Linked DNA regions of Homo sapiens: region 2 is linked to region 1. A link is a contact called in ENCODE Hi-C or POLR2A ChIA-PET data. All regions are on one chromosome and are shown on one strand. Each heading gives the region's core, a stretch centred on a gene start or an enhancer-like site at or near the end of the contact. The rest is flanking DNA. Distances are from core to core; before and after follow the strand shown. Region 1 has its middle 24 kb from the start of FAM78A. Region 2 overlaps PRRC2B (proline rich coiled-coil 2B).

Evidence for each region. A loop is a pair of places that touch in the nucleus more often than their neighbours do. ChIA-PET counts read pairs that join two places held with the same protein, here RNA polymerase II (POLR2A). Pooled maps may share reads with other maps.
Region 2: a pooled map shows a loop between it and region 1 (2.2-fold over the local background). The contact joins two enhancer-like sites. A Hi-C loop is called at or near these places in 1 of 50 pooled maps. POLR2A ChIA-PET finds 5 or more read pairs at or near these places in 3 of 52 experiments (activated B cell, activated CD4-positive, alpha-beta T cell and activated CD8-positive, alpha-beta memory T cell).

Annotation. Positions count from the first base shown.
Region 1 is chr9:131,250,269-131,254,953 of GRCh38, forward strand. No RefSeq gene overlaps it. Among named protein-coding and RNA genes, the nearest start is that of FAM78A, 24 kb to the right of the region's middle. RefSeq lists a silencer at 2,346-2,662 and enhancers at 2,369-2,418, 3,614-4,115. Within about 2 kb of position 2,488, at least 19 of the 41 ENCODE cell types and tissues checked have a DNase peak (open chromatin) inside an H3K27ac peak, as active enhancers do.
Region 2 is chr9:131,438,993-131,443,677 of GRCh38, forward strand. PRRC2B (proline rich coiled-coil 2B) reads left to right here. Exons shown (of 32, transcript NM_013318.4): 5 at 1-69. Among named protein-coding and RNA genes, the nearest start is that of SNORD62A, 44 kb to the right of the region's middle. Within about 2 kb of position 2,624, at least 3 of the 41 ENCODE cell types and tissues checked have a DNase peak (open chromatin) inside an H3K27ac peak, as active enhancers do.

The sequences.
Region 1 (4,685 bases), core at 1,238-3,737:
TAAAAATACAAAAATTAGCCAGGTGTGGTGGCAGGCACCTGTAATCTCAGCTACTCAGGAAGCTGAGTCAGGAGAATCACTTGAACCTGGGAGGCAGAGGTTGCAGTGAGCTGAGAGGCGCCACTGAACTCCACTCTACTCTAGCCTGGGCAACAGAGTGAGACTCCCTCTCAAAAAAAAAAAAAAAAAAAAAAAGGGCAAACTCTTTTTTTTTTTTGTTTTGAGATGGAGTCTCGCTCTGTCGCCCAGGCTGGAGTGCAGTGGCACGATCTCGGCTCACTGCAAGCTCTGCCTCCCGGGTTCACGCCATTCTCCTGCCTCAGCCTCCTGAGTAGCTGGGACTACAGGCGCCCGCCACCATGCCCGGCTAATTTTTTTGTATTTTTAGTAGAGACGGGGTTTCACCGTGTTAGCCAGGATGGTCTCGATCTCCTGACCTCGTGATCCGCCCGCCTCGGCCTCCCAAAGTGCTGGCATTACAGGCGTGAGCCACCACGCCCGGCCAAAAGGGCAAACTCTTAGAGTGGAGTGCTGGCTGCCAGGGGCTGGAAAGAGAGGAGAAGGGGGAACTGTCCTTTAATGTGTGTAGTTTCAGATTTGTAGGATGAAAAAGTTCTGCAGCTCCGGGAAGGTGACTGCCTGCCAAGGAGGCAGGCGGCCAGCCACAGTTCTGACTCCAGGAGCCACATGTACCTATGCCTTTTTTTTGGGACAGAGTCTCGCTGTTTTTGCCTGGGCTGGAGTGCAATGGCGAAATCTCGGCTCACTGCAACCTCCGCCTCCCGGGTTCCAGCAATTCTCCTACTTCAGCCTCCTGAGTAGCTGAGATTACAGGAGCCTGCCACCACCCTGGCTAATTTTTGTATTTTTAGTAGAGATGGGGTTTCACCATGTTGGCCAGGCTGGTCTCGAACTCCTCACTTCAGGTGATCCACCCGCCGCGGCCTTTCAAAGTGCTGGGATTATAGGCGTGAGCCACCGCACCCGGCCGCACCTATGCTTTTGATGATGAGTCCAATGACAGTGATTGCGGTTAACACGGATCAAACCTTAGGCACTGGCTGCCCACCTCGGTCAGGCTGCAACCAGGAAGGAGGCAGCCCACCCTCCAAGGGACACGTGGTCCACATGAGCAGCTCGGCCAGGGGCCTTTCTTCCACCCACCTCATCTATCTGCCTCATTTATACCAAGTGGGCCCGGGACAGATGCCGGCCACGGCGCTGCACAGCCTCAAAGCATGTCCAGCAAGATGGCCTGTGGGGTGGGGGACCTCACCCCTTGTATTGTTTTGTCCTCTCAAAGTCTCAGCTAAAATTGGGGCAGCAAATAAAAGCTTTTTGGGCGGTGGGGGGTGGGGCAGGGATCGGGTCTCGCTGTGTGACCCAGGCTGGAGTGCAGTGGTGCAATCACAGCTCACTGCAGCCTTGAACTCCTGGGCTCAAGCAATCCTCCTGACTCAGCCTCCGGAGGAGCTGGGATTACAGGCATGCCCCATCACGCTGGGCTAATTTTTTCTATTTTTTGTAGAGATCAGGGTCTTACTATGTTGCCCAGGCTGGTCTCCACTCCTGGGCTCAAGTAATCCTCCTGCCTTGGCCTCCCAAAGTGGTGGGATTACAGGCATGAGCCGTGGCGCCCAGTCAAGAAAACCATTTTATCATCCTGTTACAACAAGGTCAATAATAGGTGTTAGCTATTGGCGGTTCTGTGCTGAGGGCCTTGCCTGATGACCCCCCGGAACCCTCCTCCCTGTGAGGAAAGCGTAACCCTGTCTTGCAGATGAGGAAACCGAGGCTCAGTGGTGCCGCCGAATCACTCGGATTTGCTAAGCGCTTACTCTGGGCTGGGCACTTGTCCAGAAGCTCAGGACCATCGGCTTCACGTGCCTCCGCAATCTCGTGAGGTGAGGAACCACCTCCGTCCCCACTCCATGTCCTAGGAAACCGAGACCTGAGAGGAGGGGGACTTGCTCAAGGTCACAGCCGTAGAGGCACCGCCCGCCCAGGAGGGCTCACATGACCCTCTCCGGCCTCCAGGCCCAGCTGCAAGAGGAAGCACCGTCCTGGGGAGCCCGGAGACCCAGGCCCCCCTCACAGGCGAGGGGCTGGCACGCGGCCTCTGGAGGAACTTCTGGCCTTCACCGTCTCCGCCTGGTCACTCGTCAATGGCCGGCTGCCTTCTGGAAAGCTGCTGCTGCGCGACAGTGACCCTGGGTGGAGTGAGGCATCCACGGGTGCTCGCTCCCAGAGATGGAGGCCGGAGCCCTGAGCAGAGGCGCCGGCTGTGCCCCGGTCCTCTGTGGCCCCCAGGGCTGCAGAGCTGGGCAGGTCGATTCCCTTGTCACTCCTAAAAGAACATTTGAAGCCCCCAGCAGGCTGGTGTGGGCACCCCAGTTCCTCAGCTACTCTGGGCTCTCCTTCCCCAGAGGCTGTGGGACCTGCCTTCCGGCCTCCGTCACATGACCGCACAGCGAGGAGGCGCTTCTGTGAACCAGGAGGTGGCCCTCACCACGCAGAAACTGTGGGCGCCTTCATCTTGGACTTCCAGCCTCCAGAACTGTGAAGGATTGGTTTCTGTGGTTGACGAGGCATCCGGTCTATGGTTACTTTATTCTAGAGCCCAACTGGGCCAAGGTGATTGTACGTATCTGTGAATATACTAAAACCATAGAACCGTACACTTTCTATTTGCTTTTATTTTGTGAGACAGGGACTCACTGTCGCCCAGCTGGAGTGCGGTGGCACGATCAGGGCTCGCTGCAGCCTCGACCTCCCACCTCATTCTCCTGAGTAGCTGGGATGACGAGAATGTGCCACCGCGCCCAGCTAATTTTTGTTGTTGTTGTTAGCTTTTTGAGATGGAGTCTCACTCTGTCACCCAGGCTGGAGTGCAGTGGCACAATCTCGGCTCACTGCAACCTCTGCCTCCCGGGTTCAAGCAATTCTCTGACTCAGCCTCCCGAGTAGCTGGGGTTACAGGCGCCCGCCATCACACTCAGCTAATTTTTGTATTTTTAGTAGAGACAGGGTTTCTCCCTCTTGGCCAAGCTGGTCTTGAACTCCTGACCTTGTGATCCACCTGCCTCAGCCTCCCAGAGTGCTGGGATTACAGGCATGAGCCACTGAGTCTGGCCTATGCCTGGCTAATTTTTAAGTTTTTTTGTAGAGATGGGGTCTCACTATGTTGCCCAGGCTGGTCTCAAACTCCTGAGCCCAAGATCCTCCCACTTCGGTCTCCCAGAGTGCTGGGATTACAGGCAGGAGCCACTGCACCGGCCAGAACCGTACACTTTTTTTTTTTTTTTTAAATGGAGTCTTTGTCACCCAGGCTGGAGTGCAGTGGTGCAATCTCACTGTAACCTCTACCTCTCAGGTTCAAGTGATTCACCTGCCTCAGCCTCCTGAGTAACTGGGATTACAGGCGTGTGCCACCATGCCCTGCTAATTTTTGTATTTTTTTCAGTAGAGACAGGAGTTCGCCATGTTGACCAGGCTGGTCTTGAACTCCTGACTTCAGGTGATCTGCCCGCCTTGGCCTCCCAAAGTGCTGGGATTACAGGCAGGAGCCACCACACCCAGCCAGAACCGTACTTTAAATAGGTGAGTTGTGTGGTATGTGAACTGTATCCCAATAAAGCTGAGGTAAAGCATTTTAATACGTTTGTGTGACTGTCTGACCAGCATTCAGTCTGCATTTGTCATGGATGCTGAGAATCCCACATCACTAAGCCAGGCCCCTGTGGTCTAGATGTTGCAGAAGAATTGAGCCGTATTTAGAGAGAAGAGTCCCTGGTCTCTGAGCTAAGCCCTGGTGCTCAGTGTGATTATTCTGGGGGCTCCATTTGCATGTTTAACACGGAGCACAACTGCTATGCCTTTGCTGGGCCCCGGACCGGGGAGGACAGGGTAAGTGTGCGTGTCTCTGGCCTGACGATTAGGAAACTCAGGCATGTGAGGTTGAGCGACAAGCCTGGCCTCACTCAGCAAGGCAAGTGGCAGCCAGGAATAGTGCAGGGCTCCCAGCTGTGTCTGGCCCGCCGTAAACACCCACCCTTCTTCTGTCTGATTGAAAAGGGAACATGAAATAAGAACCAGGGCTCAGGCTGATACAGGAACTAATCCTGCCTCTGCATTCCAAGTCGTGCCGTCTGGGCCTGAAGGGAGCTGGGCTGGCCTTCGCCAGTTCCCATGTTGATTTCGGGTTCACCTCCCTGCACACAGGCACAGAGATGGAGTTCATTCACTCCGACGTGTTCGCTTGCATTTAGTAGTTTCCATCGGCCGGGCGCAGTGGCTCAAGCCTGTAATCCCAGCACTTTGGGAGGCCGAGGCGGGCAGATCACTGAGGTCAGGAGTTCGAGACCAGCCTGGCCAACGTGGTGAAACCCCATCTCTACTAAAAATATAAAAATTAGCCGGGCGTGGCGTGGAGCGCCTGTAATCCCAGCTAGTCAGGAGGCTGAGGCAGAATTGCTTGAACCCGGGAGGCAGAAGTTGCAGTGAGCTGAGATTGCACCATTCCACTCCAGCCTAGGGGACAAGAGTGAAACTCCGTCTCAAAAAAAAAAAGTTTCCATCGTCCAGGGTCAACAGGGCTGCTAAGGACTCGGACTCAGCGTCATGCCGAGGAACCTTAGCAACAGGACAGCTGAGGGCAGTCTGGTAGAACTGGGGTACCAGAAGGC
Region 2 (4,685 bases), core at 1,374-3,873, 190 kb after region 1:
CAAATTCAGTGCCAGGTGGACCAAAGTCATGGGCACAGCTGAATGGAAAGCCAGTAGGACACGAAGGTGGTAAGTGCGCACGTGTGTGTGTTGTTTGGGGACGCTGGGGAGAGGGAGGTGAATGCCTTTTCCAGAATGTCTGGTTGGGTCTAGGCACCCAGAAGCTTTGAGGACTCTCTTCCACAAAGAGGTACCGTCTATGGAGCCCTTGCCTGTGCACAGCGGGCGCTGACTCTGTAGAGGTGCCAGCTCTTTGGTTTCTTTGGATGTGTGCTCTTGCTGAGACAGAGGAGTGCTGACTGGGCTGTGCTGCTGGTGATTTTTGATGATAGCTTGAATGTTTCTAGCATACTGTGCTTCAGACCAAACTAGGCAGCAGCTCTGAGTGGGAAGGAGAGTGGTCGTGGTGTGGGCAGACGATTCAAAGGAATGTACTGGGGAAAGCCCACAATTCACTTTCTCCTGTAAAGCAGCACTGGCTGCCCTTTATTACCCTTTGCCACCATCCTGATATCGCCTTCTGCTTCCTGCACTACCCCTGCCAGCCAAGGCTTCACCAGACTTGGTCTTTAGTAGCCTGTATTAGAAAACCAGCTGCACATCCTTCGTTACCTGAACCTCACCCCCAGCCTGCCATGCCTAGGAGGTCCTGCCCCTTATGGGTTGAAATCCCTGTGCTCAAAGGCTCTTCCCTCAGTCTCCAACGGGAAATGACCGATCAATGTGCCAATTGGATTTCAGTGCCCCAGCTTCTCCCAAGGGGCTGAGGGTACAGATCGAGTGCCAGCAGGAGTGCAGTGGCACAATTATAGCCCATTGCAGCCTCGATCTCCCGGGCTCAAGCAATCCTCCCACCTCAGCTTCCTGAGTAGCTGGGACTACAGGTGTGTACCACGACATCTGGCTGATTTTTTTTTTTTTTCTTTCCATTCTGAGTAGAGACAAGATTTCACTATGTTGCCCAGGCTGATCTCAAACTCCTAGGCTCAAGAGATCCTCCCACTTCAGCCTCCCAAGTAGCTGGGGCTGGGATCACAGGCGCATGCACCACCACGCCTGGCTTATTGATTAATTGATTGACTGAGTGATTGATTGGTTGCGACGAGATCTCACTATGTTGCTCAGGCTGGTCTCCAACTCCTGGGCTCAAATGATCCTCCTACCTTGGCCTCCCAGAGTGCTGGGATTACAGACGTAAGCCACCGTGCCTGACCTCAAAAGGGTCTTTGAAGATGCTTTATGAAGAGCATTCACTGGACTTGTAACTGGTTCTTTGGCTTTCCATATCTTATATTTCTGTAAGGTTAGAATTTTTTGTTTTGTTTTTGTTTTTTTTGAGACAGAGTCTTGCTTTGTCACACAGGCTGGAGTGCAGTGGCACAATAGCTCACTGCAACCTCCATAAGGTTAGAATTTTTAAAAATAGATAGAATATATTAATTTTTATTTAAAAAGAACTACAAAAATTAAAAGAAAAACTTCTGTATAAATTGGCCCAACTCCTATGGAAGCCAGTTTGGCGCTGCCTGGCAAAATAATAACACATAATACCCTTTGACCTAGCAAGTGCACCCTGAGGAAATTGCTCTACAAATTATACTCGCCCGTGTGTGAAATGACTTGCGCATAAGATTATTCACTGCAACATTATAATAGCAAAAGATTGCAAACAGTCCCTTGAAATGCCTGTAAAATTATGGTACTTTAATGAAATGTGATTTGGCTATAAAGAAAAAAAGCAGAAGTTTTCTATTGATTTGGCAAGATCTTCAGGTGAAAAAAAGTACAGAATGGTATGTATAGTATCTTAACCATTTGTGTAAAAAATGGGGGTGAGGGCTGGACACCTGTAATCCCAGGACTTTGGGAGGCTGAGGCAGAAGGATTGCTTGAGTCCGGTAGTTCGAGACCAGCCTGGGCAACATGGTGAAACCCTGTCTCTACAAGAAATACAAAAAATCAGCCAAGTGTGGTGGCAGACACCTGTAGTCCCAGCTACTTGGGAGGCTTGAGGCAGGAGAATCACCTGAGCACCAGAGGTGGAGGCTGCAGTGAGCTGTGGTCACACTCCTGTACACCAACCTGGGTGACAGAGCAAGACCCTATCTTAAAGGACAAAACAGAAAAATGGGAGTGAGAAAAAATACACTTCTAAAAAATGTTGTATATGCATGTTTTAAAAGCCACCCATCTGTATACTGATGTATATGTGTTTAAAAATCTCCAGAAGGTAACAGAAAACTGCCAGTTTTTTTGAGGGAGTCAGAAGGGGGCAAATGGGCATAGGGGTGAGAGGAAGGCTTCTGTGTCTACCTTTACATGGTGTTCACTTCTGAACCATGTCACTGTGTTACCTATAAAAAATGTAGGTAATGTAACTGTATCACAATAAAGCTTGATGGAGAAAATAATTTTAAACTGGACGTGGTGGCACACACCTGTTATCCCAGCTACTTGGAAGGCCAAGGTGAGAGGATTGGTTGAGCCCAGGAGTTTAAGTCCAGCCTGAAAAACATAGCAAGACCCTTTCTCTACACAAAATTTAAAAAAACAAAGAAAATAATTGCAGGCAGAAACCTGCCAGCCCACAGAATCGACACACTGGGCAGGGTGGGGGCCAAGTGTAAAAGTCAGTTTCAGTTCCCCCTCTCGTGCTAGAGTCATGCATCTGTGACACTGTCAGGAGTGTGGGGATTTGAGGGTGTTGCCCACAAGTGTTTTCATGACTCTTTGGAATTCAAAAGGACTTTTCCTGAATTGATAGACTCAGTTGATAGGTCACCTGAAACAGACCCAGGAGACCTGATTGCATGTTTGGGCAGAGGTCAGAGGCTCAGATACCAGCTGCTGCCCCACCAGTGGCTCAGCCTGTGACCTCGGAAGAAGCCCCCTGACTTTCCTGCCTCAGTTTCTCATGGCAGAGAACAGATGGCAGGTGAACATCATAAAACATTGGGACCTTATGAATACTGGTATTTTGGTGTGAGATTTTTTTTTTTCCTACCCTTTATCCTTATTAAGATTAATTCATGCTTACAATAATATATTCATGATTCTCGAAGCAGAAGAAAGAGATGGAACAGCAATGTTGGACAGGTGCTGGTTTTTTTCCTAATTTCAAATCTACCTTTTTTTTTGTTTGTTTGTTTGTTTTTTTTTAGGCAGGGTTTCATTCTGTTGCCCAGGCTGGAGTGCAGTAGTGCAGTTTTGGCTCACTATAGCTTCAGTCTTCTGGGCTCAAGCAATCTTCCCGCCTCAGCCTCCCAAGTAGATGGGACTACAGGCATGCACCACCATGCCCGGCTAATTTTTGTGATTTTTGTAGAGATGGGGTTTCATCATGTTGTCCAGGCTGGTGATACTGTATTTTAAAAATACAGTTTTTATTTGATTCTTGCCAGTGACCTTCTACCATAATGAAGCGACTCTGAGTCAGAGCCCCCTTCACAGAGCACTGGAGCTCCTTCATGACACTTAGAGTCCATCTCTGGCTGGTCATTGGTGAATGGTGTCCAGTCTTACCGTCAGGTTTATTTGACCCTGGACCTTTTTACTAAGGGAGTGGCAAGCGAATTGCTGCCACGTGCTTGTGTGGTGATCCAGCCGCGCCTTTCCGGCACAGTCGGCTTTAGTGAACAGGCCCGTGGATCAGTGGTGCTAAGAATAATTTAAACTACTTAGGGGAAGATTTGGGTTTAGCTGTATAGGGAACAAGGCATTCCACAGGGGGCCATTTGTTGTGTGGTGTCGCCACTGTTCCTAGATTGCTCCTGTCTGGAGTGTGCTGCATATTCCAGATCAAAAGACGTGCCATTTTTAATCTGTTCATCCAAAAATGGTGGCAGAACCTCTGTGCTAAGTTTTCTGTGTAAGGGAACAACATTAGGAAAGGCTTCTTCTCTAAAGCAGGTTGTAATGTCAAGGAATGAATGAAAGAATGAAGAAATAAACTGTTCCCAGGATTATAAGAGTGAAATGTTTGGCCTTGTAGGGCTCAAGGAACTTAGTACAAAATGCGGAAGGACAGGTGAATGAGGAGTTACTCATGTGTATAAATCTAATTTCCACCTGATCTTACCACATTTGATGGTAGAAAGCAGCATTTGTTTATTTTATTTTATTTATTTTATTTTATTTTATTTTATTATTTTTTTTTTTTGAGACGGAATCTCGCTCTGTTGCCCAGGCTGGAGTGCATTGGCACGATCTCGGCTCACTGCAAGCTCCATCTCCTGGGTTCACGCCATTCTCCTGCCTCAGCCTCCCGAGTAGCTGGGACTACAGGCGCCCGCCACCACGTCTGGCTAATTTTTTTTTGTATTTTTAGTATAGATGGGGTTTCACCATGTTAGCCAGGATGGTCCCGATCTCCTGACCTCATGATCCGCCCGCGTCGGCCTCCCAAAGTGCTGGGATTACAGGCGTGAGCCACCACGCCTGGCCTATTTTTTTATTTTTAGAGAGAGGGTCTCACTTTGTCACCCAGACTGGAGTGCAGTGGCACGTTTTCGGCTCACTGCAACCTCCACCTCCCGGGCTCAAGTGATCCTCCCACCCCAGCCTCCTGAGTAGTTGGGACTACAGGCGCCCGCCACCAGACTAATTTTTTGTATTTTTTGGTAGAGACAGGGTTTTGCCATGTTGCCCAGGCCGGTCTTGAACTCCTGAGTTCAAATGATCCACCC